Linked DNA regions of Mus musculus: region 2 is linked to region 1. The links are chromatin loops, found by intact Hi-C in ENCODE. Cell type or tissue: heart. All regions are shown on one strand. Links, peaks and the distances in the headings refer to the core of each region. The heading gives the core; the rest is flanking DNA.

Region 1 (10,373 bases), core at 744-8,743:
TCCTTGGCCTGTTTTTCACACACTTTCAATGGTCTAATATACCTTACTCATTTTATATTATTTGATCCTCCTTACTGCCCCGAGGGGCGTGTGACTTGAAGCCTAAATGCTTAGCCCTGGGAGTCCAGGGCTGTGCTGGCTCCCAGAACTGAATGTGATGCAGAAGGTACAGATGAGTATACAGTGTGTCTATATCTATTGAGTGCTCCTGAGTTCAAGTTGGGCTGTGTGCGCTGCTGTGACAGGACAGGTGGATGGGGGGGACTTTGTCCGTGGTCTCTTTTCTACCTCACAGATACCTGATGGACAAAGCCCCATCATGCTGTGGCCGGGAGCCTGCAAATGTCTTTGGGATGTTCCACTCTCTCCTCAGGCTGCAAAATGAGATAAGGCGGTATATGTGAGCAACCCAGGACACAAATGGTAACAGTCCTTTCAGCCAATCCAGGGCAGTGACTGGAAGCCTTTGGGCTTTTCCTGAGCCTGAGAAAATACTTCAGCAGAGGGTGCTGAGGAGGGCTGCCCAGCCTTCAGTATGTGCCTTGTCCCTTCAGCACCATGCCAGGCACTTCTCAGTCCAGCGGCCAACCTTGGGAGACAGGGGCTGTCTCCAGTGATGTTTCACAGTCTACTTCCTTGTCCAGAGAAGGGTGGGTGGTGAGCAACATGAGGAACAGCTGTCTCCTTCCCCATCCCACCCCGCTCCAGCCTCTGACAAGATGTCAGATGCTGAGCAGTCTAGAGTTCCCCCCAACAAAGGCTGCAAGAGGTATCTTGGTGATCCCCTTTGGCCCAGGGAGACTTACAGGCCATAAAAATAGGTTGTCTTTCCAAATGTGCATATCTCACAGGCAGCTTTAGCAGTGACAGATAAGAGTCCAGTGACTCAAGACTTTCTTCTTCATATTTTAACATTCTGAGATCCAGATGTGCCTTCCACTTGATATATAAAGTGAAGAGAGCTTTAAAGATGAGTATTGACTTCGGTGTGCAGCTGTGTACACTTCACTTTGATTATTAATTTTCTTGCCTTGATTCAGAAACAGTATATGTTGTGGTCATTCAGGAAAACCTCAAACATGATCTTCTTGCCTCTGCCTCCCTTGTTCTGGGATTTCAGGTCTGTAACACCACACCTAACCAAAAGTGTGTGTGTGTGTGTGTGTGTGTGTGTGTGTTTCTTGCTATATATTAGTGAGGGTCAGACCTCTTGCAGGAAGCCACCCTGTTGTGATCCCTGTTCCTAAACAGGCTGAGGCCCAGAGTTTGTGCCCTAAGGACAAGAGAAGAATAACACCCATCTAAGGAAAAAAGGGTAGCCTCAGCAGCCTGGTCAATCTCACTCTCATTTCTCCCTCTTTGTCCCCAAAATGTTCTCATAACCTCACCTTTAAGCCCTCCACTCTCCCTCATCTTCTCATCACGTTATCTCTAGGAAACTCCTACGCATCCCTGAGTGAGCAGTGCAAAGATTGCCCCTTCTGTAGAGCCTCCCACAGCCTATCTGTTACTCCTACGTCAACCCCCCCTACCTTTATCCCAGTTTGCTATTGCTACTCATTTGCCAGTGACCTCTGCCAGGCTATACGTTAAAACCTGGGAACAGAGCATCTCTTCCCTCCCAGCCTGTTTCAGGACATGGCACTCAATGCAACGTCTACAACGTATTTGTCGAATGGATGTATAACCTGATCCAGCCTCGGTCCCTTTGCAGCTTTATCTTTTCTCAATGCCCCCTGTGAAGAGTAGGGGTTCTCCGGCTTTCTCTTGCCTCTGCATCACTTCCACGTGCTGCTTTGACCTCTTGGGAAGGAGAAGAGCAGAGTGGCACGAGGAAATGATCTAGACCTGACTTCCAAAAGTCATTATGTTTCAGGCGCTCTGCTGGCAACCTCACGGACAGTTTCTCACTTCACCTCTGCAGGGCTCTCTGAAGTTAATTCTATCATTTCCCTGAAGTTAATTCTATCATTTCCCTGAAGTTAATTCTATCATTTCCCTCCTCTGTAGATTAAGAGACTAAGGTTAAGAGTGCCCAGTTTTATGACCTGGACATTGATGACACCAACGGACCTGCTGTCGTGGAAAGGGAAAGTTCATGAGGCCTCAACCTTACACAAAGGACCACAGGCAACTAAGGACTGCTGAGAGCAGCAGAAATCGTCTTCCCCAGGGAAGGGCACACCGATGAGCTATTCAAAACCAAATGGTCAGCCTGAAAACATGCATACAAGTAACACTGTATGGATCGAACAGATTGCATTTTTATATTTAACAATACATACACAGAATATACACAACAACAGCAAGTAAAGCAAAAGAGGTCATGAAAGAGAACAAGTGTGGGGTGCACAGGAGGTTTTAGAGGAAGGAAACAGAATTTGGGAATGATGTGATTGTATGATAATATTAATTAATCAAAAGAGGGGACAATTTCTTGCTCACAGTGACCCCAAAACAAAAAGAAAGGATGAATGCATTAAAGGTTCTCTTTCCCCACTTTTATTTCATCTGGGTCCCAACTCAGGAGAGGATGCTGCCCTCATTTAGAGTGGGTTTTCCTTGTTGGCAACTGTATCTGGGAATGTTCTCAGAAAGAACCCAGTAGAGGGTTTAGACCTTCAAGGGTCTTCATAACCTGGTCAAGTTGACAGTTGGCATTACCCTGTGTGAGCACACTCTACAACACACCACCGTCCTCGCTTCCCAAAGCGATAACCGCTGTTTTACCACTCCTCCTCTATGCAGACAGGGGATGCCTAGCATGTACTCCCAGGTACACAGCCAAGGGAAAAGATGGTAAATACCGTTTGTGTCCACAAATTCTTCTGTTTCAGGTTCTTTTCCTTCGTCCTTCTCATCTCCTGAAGCCAAGACTAGGATGAGAAATTGTATAATAAGTAAATGGAAAGGTCTGTGTCCACTCAGGATCCAGGGGCAGTGAGAGAGAGGGGACTGTCATCTGACTGTACCAGCGTCTTCATCCCTCTGAGCTGGGCTCTCCTTCAGGGTCTCCACCATGGCTACATTGTAAATGTGCTCTGGATCCTGGAGATAAAATGAAATGACTTCTGAAAGTGAGCCAACAGACCTGTCCCAGGCAGAAAGCCATGAGGCGGGACTCTTAATCCCACTCACCAGGCAGGTGTGCAGTTTACCTTGAATTGCAGTCCCCGGAGGTTGTGGATAAGCTTTGCATAGCGCCCCCTCTCTTCCATCAACTCCTTGTGGGTGCCCTTTTCACAGATCTCTCCATCTTCTAACAGAATGACCTCATCACAAGACTCCAGGAACTGCAGAGACAGTGCATCCATCCACAACAGCACTGCCTCGGTAAGAAAGAGCTCACACCAAACTCCCAGCCTGCTTTCCCAGGTGCACTGAATTACTGGGGTTTTCAATCCTGGCACTATTACCAAATAATCCCTTGTCTTCAGGGGCTGCCCTGTGCATTGTAGACTATTTCGCAGCCTCTCTGGTGTCTACCTACCAGTAGGATGTCTTTCCCTAGTTGTGATGAGCAAAATTGTCTGCAAGCACTGCCAAATGCCCCAGGGGTTGGAGCGGGGGCGGCAATTGAGAACCACTGAGCTAGTCCCCAGTCTTTTCAGTACAGAAGCTGGACTCTGGCTGCAACAATGAGGCAATCAAAACTTCCTTCGATTCTTCTCTGTGAATGAGCTACCCCACTCAGAAATCTGATTGACTATTGTGGAGGCCAAGGTTTGGAAAAGACAGAAAACATGATCCCAGTCCTGTCAGAAGCCCCACCCCACTGAGCCCGGGGAATAGAAACCGGGTCATAGGCCACACCCCCACCAGCTTTAACAGAACAATAACGATGTGAACAATAAATATCACAGGCCCTGTTTTTCTGATTCCGAGACCCTTCACATCCACACCAATCCTTGGATTAAAGAATTCTGCTGAGAGGGATGCCGTTTTATTTTGGAAGAAGAAAGGGCACTCCTCGATTGATCCACCCAACAAAGGGCAGATAGTCCCCTCCTAAAGGCAGGCAAAATGCTGTAAGAGTGGGAACAGTTTGATCTAAAGAAGAAAGCCATCACAGCAGGGCCAGAGTCCCGGATTTGCACTTCTACTCTGCTCAAGGCCAAAATCCCACTTGGCTAAACTTGATTCGAATCCTGCAAGCAAAGGCCTACCACTGATAGTTGTACACCTGATGGGGTGGGTGGTGCCCAAATGCTTCAACCAGAGCAGTTCCAGCAGCATGGATAGCTCTAGCCTCTGTCTCCCCTATCCATGACTGGAGCCCTTCCTCAGGCAGCCCAAGCAGGAACCTGGCTCCTACTGCCCAGTGGAGGGAGACACACCTTCTGCTTCTGACAGAACCTTTCCCTCAAAGACAGACTTGGACCTCAGGCATCATCCTCTGGTGTTCCACAGCCTGATCTTACATCTTATCTCCCAACCTCGGGCAGCTCTCAGCTCAAGAAAGCTGTAAGCTCGGTTAAGCCATTGATTCTTTTCACACGAGGAAAGGAAGCACACAGGGCCCACTACAATCTACAGGCTTTTCTGCCTATGTGTGGGACCACCACCCAGACTTGGGAGGGCCCCGAAAAGGTCCCTCTGGCCAGCAAGCCCTTGGCTCACTCTGGTGACACCAAGTAGCTTTGTGTAGCCGTGCTCTGCAAACACTTCGGAAGCTGAGCCCTTAGTAGATTCCAGCAGCTCGTCAGACTGCTGGCCTCGCTTTGTTTCCTCAAGTAAACAGATGAGTGGCTGTCATGGCCAGCTACTCCAAAGCATCTGAGGTCAGAGCAGCTAGGAAATGTTCTGGAAAGCCCCGGGGCTGCAGTTTGAGGCTGAGCCCTCCCCTCCCCCACAAAGAATGGGATGAAGAGTGTATCAAGATTATGGTGCCATCTGGTGGCCTTCTTCCTCTCCCAACAAGCAAAAAGTGAGCTAAAATGACCTTGGAAAGGTGTGACTGCTGGAGACTCTGGGAAAACACCAGCTTGCCTAAGATCATACTTCGGGCTAGTGAGTTTCAAAGATGGGCTGGGCATGTGGCTATGGTTTATCCTCCAAGAGGGGATAATAGAGGGACAGCTCTGTCTCACACCTGTCAGGACCAAGGCAGCATCCTCCAGGACCCAGGACTCCTCCGGAAGACAGTTCTCCCAGGGCAAGCAGATGCCACAGACTGAATAGTCACAGGCCAGGGCTATGGTAACCACGCTAAGGAATCTAGCTAGGCCACAGACCATTTCTAGGCAAAACATGGGATTCCAGACTGAATCCAGCCAGCCTTCTCCTTTCCTCAGCCCTGGCCTACAGAGGACCTAGGAGTTCTTGTCTAACTAATCTGGCTCATTATTTTATAGAGCTGTGGCTCACCTGCTAAAGAAACCAGATACTCACATGTATAAAATTTGAATGCTTAAAGCTTATTCTGGGGAGCTGTGGGGGGCTGGGTTTCCTGGGTCTTTGAGAGGCCCTCTCTCTTCAGGGTGGTCCTCCTGGCCTCAGCCAGAGGGTACCAACCTACAGGCTGCAAAGTCCTATAGCTATGGCAACCTTACTTGCTGCTTCAGCCTTCACACCTTCACCACCTCAATTTCTGATTCACTGAAAGGCAATGAGATCTGCTTCCTGCCCCCCAGACCAGGCCTACTGAACAAGAAGAAGGGGCTCTCTGCACCAGTGCCCCAACGGGTCACCTCCCAATGTCTCTGGGATGTTTTCTACTTTGAGGTATGCGTGCTCGTGCACACGCACACAAATACATACTCACGTGCAGTATATCTCCCAGACTTGGGAGATTAGAGAGAGAGAAAGAGAGAGAGAGAGAGAGAGAGAGAGAGAGAGAGAGAGAGAATGAGAGGGTAACCTTGAATTATCTTGGGTAGAGAAGGGGCCCTAGATTCCCACCAAGCATTCAGAACCTGTATGTGGGATGGATTCAACAAGGTCTGTGACCATGCAGCCAAATCCTCCAGTTCACTTAACATAAGCCCAGTCTCTTTCTCCAGCAAGATTCACCCTCCTAAGCCAGAGGGAGACTACTGTTTGAATGGGAACAGGATCTAAGAAGGCAGAAGAACCCTGAAGCGTTGCCCATTGGTCCTGGCCTCAGGAGCCTTTCCTGGGCTAGGGGAAGACTGGGGAGTCTGGGCCACTCATCACAAGAGCCATGACTTTCTGGGTGAGGAAAGAAAACAGAGCTTCCATGACCCTCAGACAAGGAACCCCCAACCTCAGGCCCATCAAGTCCCTACTGGAGAATGGGTAGAGCCTGACTTGTCCATGCCTGGCTCCCCATTTCCTTGGCACCAATGGCCCAGATCTCAGAGCCAATTGATCCTACACAATCTACCCAATGGGGGAGGAAAAGTCGTCTCCCCACTGATCCCAAAGACTAAGCCAAAGGAAGTCATACCCAGAGAGGAGCAGGTAGCAATACCAGGAAGCTAGGGATGGCTGCAGGACTCATCAGTGTCTCCTACCATCTCAATCCCCTGTTCAGGTAAAGCCACCTACTGGTGGAAATGGCATATTTAGGCAGAACAGGAGTCTCTTTGACCATCAAGTGCTGCACTCATCCCAAGGCCTCATGGACCACGCACATCCCAGTCACCTGCAACTGGTGGGTAACCAGCACAACTGTCTTCCCTTTGAGTGTCTTCTTAATGCATTCTTCAAAGACATGCTTCCCCACGTGGGCATCCACAGCCGAGAGCGGGTCATCCAGCAGGTAGAGCTGACGATTAGCATACACAGCACGGGCCAGGCTGATCCTCTGCCTCTGTCCCCCAGAGAGGTTGACACCCCGCTCTCCAATCTGTGGACAGGGATAATGGCACTGCCCATCATTATTAAGTCTGCCTGCCACCCCATGGTCTTTGTATATCAGGAGCATTCTAAAACTCTTCAGGACTCGGGGAGACAACACAGCTTGTTATCTCTCTCTGCACATAAGCTCCCCCATGCCTTACGCTAGGCAATGCTGACTGGAAGAATTCCACCCACCCCACCCCCTCACTTCATGGAAGCACAGTGCCAACTGAGAACAGCTCTCTCTGACTCTGAGTAAGGGGTGCCTATCACATGACTCCCAATTCCTGGTGCACAGTCCACTATTGATTGCTAACACCGAGATTTGGCTTTGGTTTTGTTTTTGTGGTTTTTGTTTGGTTTTGGAGCAGGGAACTTTGGAAGAATGTACAGTGAATAGTGAAAAGGAAGGACTGTGCCTGGGAGATGGATCAGGGACCCCTATGTCCACTTCTTCGTGTACAAATGTGTGTGCCATGAAGACACCATCAATCCCTAAAACTTGGCGCCTGATCTGAGGCATGGATTATATGCTCAGTAGACATTTCCTGCAAGATGAAAATCTAGGTTATGTTTTTCTAGGAATCCCGTCCTCCTGAGTACAGAGTGGATCCCACTGTACTCAGATGCCCAGCTTCTAAGCTAGGTGCCATGTGCTGAGAGCTGGGACCTGGGAGCTCAGCAAGAAAAGTGACACATGAACCAGGAGCTCACATTTTAGCACTGGAAACTGGACACACAACACCAGCACTCAACATATTCACCAAGTGCTAGCCAAGAAGCATTAATTGCAGCACTTGGTGTCAAAGCACTACTGACTGTAGACCTCCAAAGTCTCTCTCAGGGGAGCTGCATTAGCTTCTGAAAGTCTAGGAGGTGGCTGGACACCCACGCAGGGTGGCAGGGGTGTACAGATAAAACTTGAAAGGGGAATCCAGAGCCACACACATGTGCTTTCAGAAAGACCAGCCACTCCTGAAAGGCAGAGTGAGAGACTGGAAGAGCTAGTTCTCTAAGATGGTAGTGTGGGAAAGCTCGTCCAAGAGACATGGTATGCTGGGGACAGAGAGGAGGGTGGCAGAGTGGCTCTGGGTCACTTGGGTCAACAAGCTCAACCCAGGACCAGGCAGCTTAGGAGCAAGGTCTGAAGGTGACTCAGCATCCCTGAGCCACACAGAGGCAGAGGACAAGAAGGAGCCCTGAGACTTCCAACCACGGGGAAATGCTCTGGACCACTGTTGTGAGGACAGAGCTGGGCCTCGGGGTTAGAAAGCAGCCATGCAGCAACTCTTCTTGAGATGGAGAAAGGGTTGGAAGTAAGCTATAGAAGCGACCAAGAGGAGTCAAACACAAGCAGGCTTGGGTCCACCTCCACTTGGTGGACCCCAAAGAATCCAGGATAGGCAGAAGCCGGACTCCAGCAGCATTCCCACAGGGTTTCCTGCTTCTGCAATGTGTGGAGATGGATCCAGGTCATCTGGGGAAATGACGTTCAGCTCTGCTTACCTCAGTCAGGTCTCCATAAGGGAGGCTGTTCAAGTCCTTCTGGAGACCACAGACATGAACTGTGTGTTGGTACCTGTAGACATAGAGGCCAGAATGGTAAGACCAGCACAGAACACAGCTGCCTAGGCTGCTCCTGAAGGAACCGCCATTTTTGCCAGCAAAAGGCAGGGATCTTGCTGACATTAGCTCAGGGCTCCCAGGCAAGTTGCCTTGTTCCAAAGACTGTGTCTCCATGACTCAGAGTTGGTCCCTCCCCTTACAGCATTCATGTCATGCAGGGGAAATGGCACCAGGGACTATAAAATCCTGGGGGTGCCAACTGCTATCATTGCTCTTTGAGTCAGAAGGGAGTCAAGATGTGGGCTTAAGTTGTTGAAGATGGCATCCAGGTGAGACACTGGTCTGAATCAAGGCCAGGAGTAGAAGAGAGGATGCATGTGATAGAGCAGCATAGAGTCACATGATTACAAATGTCAACCCTAGCATCTGCCTCTTCTGCTCCATAAGCTACTCTGCCAGCCAGTAGGATTCAGAGACCATGGACTCAGATAATAAGTCCAAACTGCAACCAGATTCCTAAGTCTGACTCATTACATCAGTCCTATGGTGTCTGAGAAATTTTTGAGTGAGCCTGCTGTCAGGTATTTCTGATGTCAACATGCTGGAGCCTTTCGAGCAGTTAACTCACCCCTCTGAGCCACCGGTGAAATGAGATCTAACACCTGGGTCTACCTGAAGACAAGGTAGTGGATCTTACCTCAGACAAGCCTGCCTAAGAAGTCACTGTTTTCCAGAGCTTAAAGATAATGACCCAACATATGTCAAAGATGCATAAACCAGAAGTTTGACTTTATCTCATTGGATCACTTGAGGACACTAGCAACAATATACTCATATAGTGCCCGTGTGGATTAATCGTGCCAGGACTGACTAACTGCTCCCCTTCTGCTCATGATCTCAAGCAAAGTTCTAGTTACTCAGCCTAAAGCAAGATCACAAGGTTCATTTTTCACCAGTGAGGCAACATATGCCCTGTTACAGAGAACCTCAGAGCATATGGTACTCTGCCCTGGGAAGGAAGTGACAACCACGCCCTCTTCTCACCAGGCCATGTGGTCGCAGGTCTGCAGAACATGCCTCTCCTGAACTTCTGGGTCAGAAAGAGAAATTCCAATTCCTGGGCAGGCCCCATGGATGTTTCATCCAAACTCATTAAAGAAACCTTTCTATTTAGTAACCATCCTTAGTGGCGTGAGAGTCCGAGGCAGGTGGACCAACTACCACAGTGCCAGATACATTCCAGGTTAATAATACCTTTGGTGGTTGTATTTCTCTCCAAACAGTATGTTCTCCCTCACATTTCCATGGAAGATCCATGCTTGCTGGGAAACGTAAGCCAAAGGTCCATTGACAGCCACGACCCCTTTCTGTAACTGCATCTAGAGCGATGATAACCAGAGAACCCTTAGAAAACACACTCTAGGGTCTCTCCCAAATGCCCTTACTGCACGAGCATTAGTCATACATATAAGAGGGGTGACATATGTCTCATACACACCATATAAGTCCAAATGTACTCTTGAGGGTCTCTAGGTGGGACACTTGCACAGACTAGGCAGGAAATTTAAGGAGCAAGTAGTCATGAGTCCTGCTGCCAACTGGGGGGCATGCAGGCTATACTTAGATCATCTCTGGGCCAACTACAGCAAGATGCCTTAAGAATGGATGAGTAACAAGAGGCCCCTTCCACCAGGTGTGCCCAATGGGAACATCTCTCCTTAGCCAGGTTCCTGGGCACATAGCACAGCCTATCCCTCTAGGATGGAGGCCCCAGTATGCCCTACAGTCACAGGGTTGTAACCACGAAAGAATTCAGATCTTAAGGGGCCAGAACTCCTTTTTTTTTTTCCTCACAGAGGGGGAAATCCACTTCCATGTGGAACTTTGGGACTTTGATGGTGTTTAGTAACCCATTTAGAAAGCACATCAGGTCCAGTTTGTGATGCTGAGGATCCACAGGTACTTCAACGGACCCAGCAAAGTGTGCTTCTGATAGACAGTGG
Region 2 (10,373 bases), core at 819-8,818, 930 kb before region 1:
ATTGGGATTTTAACACTGCTGAAGGTAAGGAGAGGCTCCAGGTCTACCACCAGATTCTGATGGTGGCCTCCGAGAGCTGCCAGGTGGCCCACAAGTTTATCTAAGGTGAGTCAGGTGATGCAGGGAAAGAATGAGAGCCCCAGGGAATTCTAGAAAGACTTGTGACGCCTACAGGACCTATACTGCTTTTGACCTTTGACCAGAAGCCAGAGAACACCAGTCAGCTGTGAACATGGCTTTTGTGAACCAAACTGACCCTGACACCTGTTGGAAGCTTCAGCCACTGAATGGCTTTGTGGCCTGCCTCTGGCACCCAGGAGCCAGCCTCTATTTGCCTTTGAATGGCAAGACTTGGAGAGGGGCTTCAAGGGACAACTGACTTGGACACACACTTGCCTCAAGGATTCAAGAACCACCTCTGAGGAGGCAATGCATGAGGACTTGCTTGGTGAGTACTGGTGGGCCTACCCCCAAATATCTGTGCTCCAGTATGTATTGTGGACCCCCCAACTCGGAGACATGCCAGGAGGCCACTTGAGACATGTTACAGGAGCTGAGTCAGTAGTGCCAGGGAAATGTCAGTGATCCCCCAAAATACAGACAGGAGCCAATCTGGTGCAACTCACAGCTAGCTATTCAAGCTAATTCCCCCCCTCCCCCAATGCACTACCGTGGGACAATTTTGGTGGTGGGGGAGCCCTGAATGTCTATCCAGGAAAGGCTTTGTAGTAAGCAGCAAACAGGGAGTGAGTGTGCAAGCATCTAATTGGAAAGCTCCTGTGCCTTTCACATAATTGGCTGGTGCTGGGAGTCACATCATAAACTCTTTTTGTTTTTTTGTTTGTTTGTTTGTTTCGAGACAGGGTTTTTCTGTATAGCCCTGGCTATCCTGAAACTCTGTAGACCAGGCTCACCTCAAACTCAGAAATCCACCTGCCTCTGTCTCCCAAGGCATGCACCACCACTGTCTGGCTTACCATAAATTTTAATTTCTGCTCTCCTCTGCATTGGTGGTCATTAGGCCAGGGGTGAGATTGTAACTTAGAGGTGCAGATTTATTGGGGTAATAACCTGGAGATGCTGGTCTTGTTGGGGAATTAGCCTAGAGACTGGAGTTAGGCTTGAGTTTTGTTGGGGGACAACTTAGAAAGTTGCTAAGTACCAGCCTGTTAGTTTACCTGAGTTCAAACTTAGGTCAGGTTCTCTAAGATGGAGACTGAACTTAAAAGATTTGGCATCTCAAGTCAACTTGGCTACTGAGCGTCAACTAAGAAGGCCCAGCTTTGTCAACTTGAAGTCACCTATCTGGGGTACATATTCAAGGTGGGTCAGCCAACACATACTGTCAGATGCCTTGGAAGTAAACCATCTTTAGCATCCCAGTCCCATCAACCCTGGGACAAGTACGGGAATTTCTAGGATCTGCCTGGTTTTGTAGACTTTGGGTACCAGGGTTCACTGAGATAGCCAAAGTGTTATATGAGGCCTCCCAGGGCCAAAAAAGACAAAATAGAATGGACCCAGGAGATGGACATGGCTTTTAAGACTCTAGGAAGAGCCTCATTGGAGGTAGTGGCCTTGGCCCTCTGGGACATTTACAAACCTTTCCACCTGTATGTGGATCAGAGAAAGGGGATAGCAAAGGGGGTGCTCACCCAAATTTTGGGACCATGGAAAAGACCTGTGGCTTATTATCTAAGAAGCTGGATCTGATGGCCCAAGGATGGCCAGCCTGCCTCCAGATCATAGCTGCCACTGCCCAGCTAGTCAGGGATGCTGACAAAATAACTATGGGGCAGGAACTTGTTGTTACCACCCACCATGCTATTGAGGGGACCCTCAAGAATCCACACAGCTGGTGGCTGTCCAATGCCAGACTGTTGCAGTTTCAGGCTCTACTTTTGAATCCCTCTTGCATAAGATATAACCCATCATCTGCCATAAACCTAGTCACCTTGCTACCTGACCTGTGCTCAGATGTGCAGCATGATTGCTCTACAAGTTCTGGGGCACAGCCAGAACATCATGCTGGACTTGACTGACATACCCTGGCCAGACGGGAAATGGATCTACTTTATGCACAGGAGCAGCTTCATCCAGAATGAAATCAGGTATGCAGGGGCAGCTGTTATGGTCTTGGACTCTGGTATTTGGGCAACTGCTTTGCCAGTGGAAACTTCAAGTCTAGAAAGCTGAACTAAAGGCTAACCCAGGTTTTAAAACTGGCAAAAGGGGCATAGCTAATATCTACATTTATAGCAGATATGCCTTTGCTCATATACATGGGTCCATATACTAAGAGAGGGGATTATTGACTGTTGAAGGAAGAAAAAAATCAAAGATAAGGAAGGAATACTTGTTTTATTGGAGGCATTATGTCTTCCTCTCAAGGTGGCCCGGGCATCAGAAAGGGACATCAGAAATAGTCTGAGGGAACAGGCCAGCTGATAAAGCAGCAAGAGAGGCCACCCAAGTTTCCCCTGCCAACATCCTGGTAGCTTTGCAGCGCCCCCCACTCCCACCCCTACCCTGTGCCCCCAAAAATCCCGGTATATACTGCTGAAGACAGATGACATCAGGCGAAATGCTAAGGAGTTTATAGAAGAGATGGGTGGTTGCTGACTTCTGAAGCCTGCACCATCCTACCTAAGGAGTTTGCTAAGCAACTCATCCATCAGATTCATCAACCTTCACACTTGGTAACCAAACACTGAAGGAATTGCTGTGAGGGGCAAGGTACAAAATATTTGACTTAGGACAATGGTTGATCAGGTATTCTCAGTCTGTGCCACCTGCCAGGCTGTGAACTCCTCAGGCCTCAGTCAAGGAACTGCTCCAGGAACCAGAATCAGGGGTCAATGGCCAGAGGCTAATTGGGAAATAGATTATACAGAAATAAAACTAGGAACACAGTATTTGCTAGTTTTTATGGATACCTTTTCAGGATGGGTAGATGCCTACCCTATAAAGGAGACTGTCACTGTAGTGGCAAAGACGCTTCTGGAAGACATCATACCCAGGTATGGTTTGCCTACTGTACTGGCTGGTTTTATGTGCCAACTTGACACAGGTTGGAGTTATCACAGAGAAAGGAGCCTCAGTTGAAGAAATGCCTCCATGAGACCCAGATCTAAGGCATTTTTCTCAGCTAGTGATCAAGGGGAGAGGACCCAGCTCATTGTGGGAGGTGCCATCCCTTGGCTGGTAGTTTTGGGTTCTATAAGAGAGCAGGCTGAGCAAGCCAGGGGAAGCAAGCCAGTAAGGAACATCCCTCCATGGCCTCTGCATCAGCTCCTGCTTCCTGACCTGCTTGAGTTCCAGTCCTGACTTCCTTGGTGATGAACAGCAGTATGGAAGTGTAAGCTGAATAAACCCTTTCCTCCCCAACTTGTTTCTTGGTCATGATGCTTTGTGCAGGAATAGAAACCTGCTTGTGTTTGACAGTGAACCATCATCATTTATCTTTCAGGTAACTCAATCTCTAGCACAGGTTCTGAGGACCATTTGGAAATTACCTTGTGTATACAGACCCCAGAGTTCAGGGTAAGTAGAGAGGATGAATTGGATCCTGAAGGAAGCCCTGAACAAATTAACCCTTGAAACTGGTGGTGACTGGGTGTCTCTCCTACCTTATTCCTTATATAGGGCTAGGAATACCCCCTACACTTTAGGTCCCCTCACCCCTCTTTTGAGATCCTTTATGGAAGGCCCCCTTCCTTGCTGCCCAAACTCCAGTCTGATATCTTAGCTGAATATGACCAACATAAGTTTTTAACATCCTTGGAAGCCCTCCATAGGATCTGGAAGCAACTCTGGCCTGCCATCTGCCAGGTTTATGAGTCTGTTCCTCCCTTGACTGCCACTGATTAGAACCAGGTGAAGAGTCTGGATTAAGAGACATAACCACAAGACTCTGGAACATTGCTGGAAAGGACCTCACATTGTGATCCTGACCATGCCTCTGGCTGTTAAGGTGGACGTGATCAGGATGTGATGTACCACTCCCACGTTAAGCCTGCCAGGGGAGAGATGATCCAGCAGTTGAGATCCCAGTGAAGGGCAATGCCAGGTGAACAGCCACAAGAATGATGGGAGGTCACCCTACACTGTGTCGATCCGCTGACTGATCCTGATCGACTCTGGCACTCATGACCCTGTTTGCTTGCTGCTTATGCTTTGCTGCACCAGCCAATAGCCCCACGTAACCCTAGGGGGCGGAGTAACAACCTTGTCATCAAGTTCACAGTGGCTGTCAAGACTGGACTGCTGGTTCTCAACTACTCTCACCCTGGACTGTTGGTTATCAGACAGGGACGCTGTGTTGGAAGCAAGGTAGCCCCAGCCTATTCCCACCTCTGCAACCACACTGTAACCCCTACTGCTGCAGGACACAGGCTGCCTCTGGAGAATGCTTGGTGAGCTTCTACCTCGGGGGCCTACTCCATGCATTTATGACCTGGTTGTAAATATGTCTGAGGATTTTTATGTTCTAATACAGCTTGTAGCCAGAGTGACCTCTTATTCTAGGGAGGATGTCTTCAACCAGCTAGCACCTCCAAACAATCGAGTTAAAAGGGTGACTACTTCTGCTGTGTTTCTAGGTTCTCTTCTTGGCATAGGGCTAGTTGGAGCTGCTAGTGTAGGGGCCTCAGCCCTGCAAGGCCCTATGGATGGGGAAATATACAGGAGATGGAAAAGTCCATCGTGGCCCTGCAGGATTCCCTATCCTCCCTGGCAACAGTAGTCCTACAGAACAGAAGAGGCCCAGACTTGCTGTTCCTCCAGCAGGGAGGACTCTGTGCAGCCTTAGATGAGGAATGTTGTTTCTATGTTGACCACTCAGGTGTGGTCAAAGAATCCATGGCCTTAGTCAGAAGGAGACTACAAGACAGATTCAACTGATGTTAGCTTTGACTTGTGGTCCCTGCATAATCAATGCTTTAGTTAGGTTTGTTAAGGAACAGATTTATTCTCAAACAACAGTACCAGTCCATAGAAACATCTCAAGGATGGCCTCAAACTGAAAGGTGGTGGTGGTAATGAAAGGGAAGAGATAGGCTGATTCCACGACAGGCTTCAAATTGGCAGTTAAGGAAACTAGGCCTAAAACTCTGTTTCCAAGAACTGGGCAAGCCCAGGCAAGCCCAGGCAAGTCAGTTAATAGGAAAAACCCCAGGCTCCAGCCCCCACGCACCGGTAATGGTTGTGGAATGCCTAGAAATAGAGTAAGATAAAGCTCACCTACCCTGGAATTCCTCTGATGTGCTTTAAATCAGGCCTGGAAGCGCAGTTGTCTGTCTATCTTGGTAATGGGAGACCCCAGCATGCTGGACTTCTGCAGAATAAAACACTCTGCATTTACATACTATTTGAGTCAGGGTGTCACTCTTCAGCAAATCATGGTTACATTATACTGTCAACCACCCTGATTGATGGAAGCTGAGGGGGAAGGTTCTAGAAATCGTGTTCTTGGTGGGAACTTTATACAAGGGTGCTCCTATAGCCAAGGAGAGCAAAGGTAGAAAAGACTGAGGTGAGTTGTGTCCCTCAGCTGCAAGGGGTGAACAGTTTTAGATGAGCCCTTTCTCAGACGAATTAACCATAGTTTCCAACTCTGGTCAGCAGAGGGCAGGCTGGCCTGTGAAATGATCCACCACTGGAGCTTTGCTCTGGAGAGATGGGTGGTCCATTGGAATCGAGATGAAGACAAACTCACTGGATGGATCTTCACAAAACACTCTGCCTTTGGGGGTCAGAAATGTTTCCCAGTATTTACTGCTAGGCCCCCTGTTCCGATGTCCTGTAGGGAGGAGCGGGAGGGAGGAGGGGTCAGTGTCTAGGTCACAGGTTACACAGGTGTCTGAAAAGGAAGTGTGTGTCCTAGGACAGGAGCTCTCAGAGGCACTTCCCCTCACATGTTTGGGACACTGATTTCTAACTGTGACGGGGAGGCAGATGGAGAGGTCAGAGTCCTGGTAGATGGCAAGAGAGCAGGATGAGAAAATGATGTAGGGCAGGCAGTACAGACTCCACGGTGTCCTGTGAGACCGTGGAGAGATACCACAATCACATTTGAGCCCCATTTTCACATCTCTGAAGTCCACTTCATCTCTTCAGTGGCCTCTGTCAATAGGGGGCTTAATCAGCATGACTGACACCCATGCTCCTCTTAAAAATTTAGGGGTTCAGTCAAAGAGTGGGAAGACTGCAGAAAGGGAGAGAGCAGGGAAGACAGGAACACATTCTCTGGAGGGCTCTGACCTCTCCCTCTCCTCTTGTCAAACACACTAGGAAATCTAGGCTTTTTAAACATTTCTTCAGATGAGGTGATTCATTCCTAATTCAACACACATCTGTGGACCCTCAGTTTCTGCTGTCCTGGGAGGCACTATTCCATCATGGCCACCGCCCTTCTTGCTTTGGCATGGCACCACAGTTGCAAAGCAGTTTAATGGCAGTTTTCTATTTTGACTTCTACATTTCTAAAGTGGCAGAAATATTTTTTTTTCCTCAGTTTTGGAGATAGGAAGCAAGGTTCAGTGGTACCAAGGCCGCCACAGTGATTTCGTAATGAGGGGTTAGCACTGCCTCTTCCCAAATGGAACAGTCTTGTTTACTGAATGAACAAACTGAAAACCAGGAGCAGGTACGGTGTCCCTCAGTGGGATGAGAAGGCCCAGCACACTCTGACCCCAAGGCTATAAAGGGCGTTTTGTATGGCTTTGTGGTCTGGTTATTAAACCTTGGGCTGCTGCTAGGCTAGTGGTCTACCACAGAGCTAACTACCAGCCCAGTTCATCCATCTTTTGAGGAGATAATAAGCATGGCTTTAATTATTTTGTGTCTTCTGTGTATCAGGGGTCTCTGTCAAGTCCTCTATACAGGTTATTACTTAATTCTCATAGCATGAGGCAGGTACTCAGGGAGTCTGGTGACCTTGTTAAGGTCACATCATTGGAGAAGGTGGATGGGCTGTCTGAGCCAGGGCTCTGACTGTGGCAGAACCCAGGAGACTGCTTGTGGGAAGGCTGAGCAGTCTCTTCAGCTACCAGGTTGTCTGCACTGATTGGCTGCATCTTCAGTGCTGCTCAGCTCTCATGCTGCTGGTCTTTGTGTAGAAAGAAAGGCTTGGGCGTGAGAGGGAGTTTCTGTGGATGTGAAACACAAATTTCACATTCATTTATATTTTATCTGTAAAAACAACTCCAAGATGGTAATTAATTGTCAATGACTACTTCTATGGGACCTTCTGACCTTCAGGTTGTGGGTAACATAAAAATATACAACTCTTTGAATGTCCTGTAACAAGCTTGATATTTTAGATACCTTGGGATTGTGCAGTTTATTATAGTGAAAATTAAGAGTCACTGATGTCCCCAGCTAGCCCCAGAGGTCCTTCCTGGTCCATCTGGCCAAAATGTCTCCCAGTTCAACTTTGGTAGAGCTGTGGAAGGTTTCAGACAACATCTGAGAATGAGAATTGGTCCAGATTCAAGGCAGAGGGAGGTCGGCCATGGGATATGGCAAGTGTGTCTTCCCCACTCTGCCCTTGGCTTCTACCTTTTTTTTTTTTTATTATTATTTTCTAGAAGGAAGTCTGCTTAGGGCGGGGGAGAGTAGAAATGCTTCCTGCTCCAGCTCTCATCCCGAGGACTGGCATAACTAAGCTTTCTCCTGGTTTTATCCCTTACTAGAGCCCTTAAAAGGAACAGGCTAGGAAAAGAGCCAGATTTGTTCTTCGTCCTGGCTGACCTGTTTAGTCTTGATTCCAGGTGCTTTCTTCTTCCCATTCTCCAGAGGATGGCAGGCAAAGCTGGTCTCTAAGGCTCTACTCTCCCACCCTTTTCTGGAGTCACTAGGACACATGAATGTTGGTTTTGGGATCCTGTAGATGGTAAGCATGAAATATACATATCTATCTATCTATCTATCTATCTATCTATCTATCTATCTATCTATCGAGAGAACTTGTCTTGTGAGGAGCATCTGTCTAAAATGTTTGTGGTCGTTATTTTTTTTTTTTTTTTTAAAACATCTTAGCCAGGCTGTGGTGGCACAAACCTTTAGTCCCAGTACTCAGGAGGTAGAACAGGTGGCTCTCTATGAGTTAAGGCCATTTTGTCCAGGCTATCCCCCAAAGCAGACCCCCCCCCCCCGCCTTCACTGTGTAAATACCTAAATACTGGGATTACAGGTGTGTACATAATACACTTAATTTGTTTTTTAAAGTTTGTCCACAGCCTCGTAGACAAAGCCATCAAAGAGGAAGAGAAAGGAATAAAGGGAGGGAGGGAGAATAAGTGAGGAGAGAATAAAATAAAATGAGAAAGAGAAGATGTGGGAGGCAGAGGATGAAGGGGCACACTGCAGGCGGGGGAGGGAGATGGATCCCAGGATTGCTCTGCTGAGGACTGGACATGGCCCTTGGGTAGGGTCGTAGCTTGTGTCTCAGAACTGTCTCAACAGGACCAAACCCCAGGCATGGACCGATTTGACAGCTCCTCACAGGCTCCTTTCAGATAGTACGATAGTCTCCCTTCCATGCCACTCCCTGAAGTCTTCCATTCTCTCTAGGATATGCTGAAGTGGCCAGGCCAAAGTAGCTATTGGGTTGCACGCCTTTCTGGGCCTCCCAAATCTCTATACAAAGTGTAAGCAGAGGGCCACTGCCTGTGCCCACCCCCATCTTCCTAGGATGTTTGTGTGGCAGACTTTGGGTGGAAAGCTGTGTGCAGCGCTGTTACCTGCAGTAGACGTCGGAACCAGGTATTCCAGGTTCTCAGAACTTTGTTCAGAGATTTGGAGAAGTCCATAGAAATAACCAAGCAGCAAGCAGTCTCCTTCAAAGGCAAAGCAAGGTTTAAAGTAGATATTCTGCCAGAGAACAGTAGGCCTGAGCAAGGTTTTCTCAAGAGCTAGGGTTAGTGTTTGCATCTTCCTTTGATGGTTCAAGACAGGGAGATGTTGGCTGCAAGCGGGTAGAGTTGCATCATTTCCTATCTTGATTGACAGGCTCGGGTTATCTAGGCTCTGTTCACTATACACATTTTTATTAATTGGAGAACTTCATACACTGTATTTTGTAAAAATAAAAAAAATCTATTTTCCTTCCCCAGCCTCAGTTCCCAACAATAATGACTGTGAGATTAATTATTTATTAATAAACGCCTTGGCTATAAGCTTTGGCTCATTCCCTGACTAGCTCATAACTTATCCAACCCATTCAAACTGTTCTGTCTTCCACATGGTTAATTACCTCTCCTCAGCTTAATGCATCCAAGTCCCAGGTGAATCTCTGCTTTATTCTGAGATCAGCTACCTGCTGGTTTATGGCTGTCTGCTCAGTGTTCCAGCCCGAATCTCCCCCTTATCCTACCTATGTGGCTTAGTTACCTCTTCTCAGCTCCCTTGCTTCTGCCTTCCATGATATTTCCAGGGGAGTCTTACTGGCCTCTAATTCCCAGAATCCTCTCTCTTCCTGCTGGTGTCCCACCTCCTATTTCCTGTCTCAGCTCATTGGCCACAGGTTTTTTTATTGGCAGGTATTGTTTATAAGAGATTCTCTCTACAGTATTTTGCTCATATTTACCCCCTCTCTTCTCTCTCACCGCTTCCAGGCCTACTCCACCCTTCCCCTCAACTTTTTGCTCTCTCTCTCTCTCTCTCTCTCTGTCTCTCTCTCTCTCCATGGACTCTAATCAGTGTGGCCCATTTACTCCTGGGCAAGGGGCCATCCACTGGAGAATGGCTGATCTAACCAGGAGCTTCACACTTAAAGAAAATTGCTTCTTCTTCTCCTGGGAGCCATCAAGTGGCCACAGCTACTCGGGGGTAGGGGCTCTTCCCACTCCATGCTGACTAGCTTGACCTTGTGCAGGCCACGCACAGCTATTGTGAGCTTATAGTACCGGGAAGTGTTCATGAATCCCAAAAGACCAATCAGGAGCTGGCCCGATGCAATCACACAAGGGTCTTTATTCACATGCTTGAGCTTGGGCTTGATCACCACTGACCCATAGGACAGTTTTGGTGGAGAAGCCCCAAACTTATTGGGACAAGGCTTTATAGAAATTGGCAAGCTAGAGGTAAGTGTTTCTAGCCTGGCAAACATATAATTGGGGGCTACTGTGGCCTTTAACATAATTGGCTGGTGCTGGAAGGCCAACTACAAATTTAACTTCTGCTTTCCTCATAATTGATGAGGTTATGCAAGGGTTGTGCATAATTGGTTGTGCAAGGGCAGATTTGTAACCTGAGGGTGCAGATTTGTTTGAGGAATAAACTGGAAACTGATGCTAGGTACTGGCCTGTTAGTTTGAGTTCAAACTTCAGTCAGGTTCTCCAAGATGGAGTCTAAACCCAAAAGATTTGGT

The links. Hi-C counts contacts between places; a loop is a spot of excess contacts. Peaks named below come from ENCODE experiments on the same cell type or tissue, not always from the same donor. Only the 100,000 strongest peaks of a DNase experiment are listed, where the experiment ranks them.
Region 2: it touches region 1 in a loop (3-fold over the local background); 2 of 42 quality-filtered maps call a loop at or near these places.

Annotation. Positions count from the first base shown.
Region 1 is chr8:86,531,716-86,542,088 of GRCm38, forward strand. Abcc12 (ATP-binding cassette, sub-family C (CFTR/MRP), member 12) reads right to left here. Exons shown (of 29, transcript NM_172912.4): 11 at 9,625-9,749; 12 at 8,311-8,383; 13 at 6,608-6,811; 14 at 3,159-3,293; 15 at 2,973-3,048; 16 at 2,808-2,876. Among named protein-coding and RNA genes, the nearest start is that of Abcc12, 30 kb to the right of the region's middle. In heart, for the core only: CTCF peaks have their summits at 3,211 and 4,893 (motif pointing left); DNase peaks (open chromatin) are centred at 3,646 and 4,796; H3K27ac peaks cover 402 bases; H3K27me3 peaks cover 979 bases.
Region 2 is chr8:85,597,768-85,608,140 of GRCm38, forward strand. No RefSeq gene overlaps it. Among named protein-coding and RNA genes, the nearest start is that of Gm51583, 28 kb to the left of the region's middle. In heart, for the core only: a CTCF peak has its summit at 5,622 (motif pointing right); no DNase peak of the experiment used is centred there.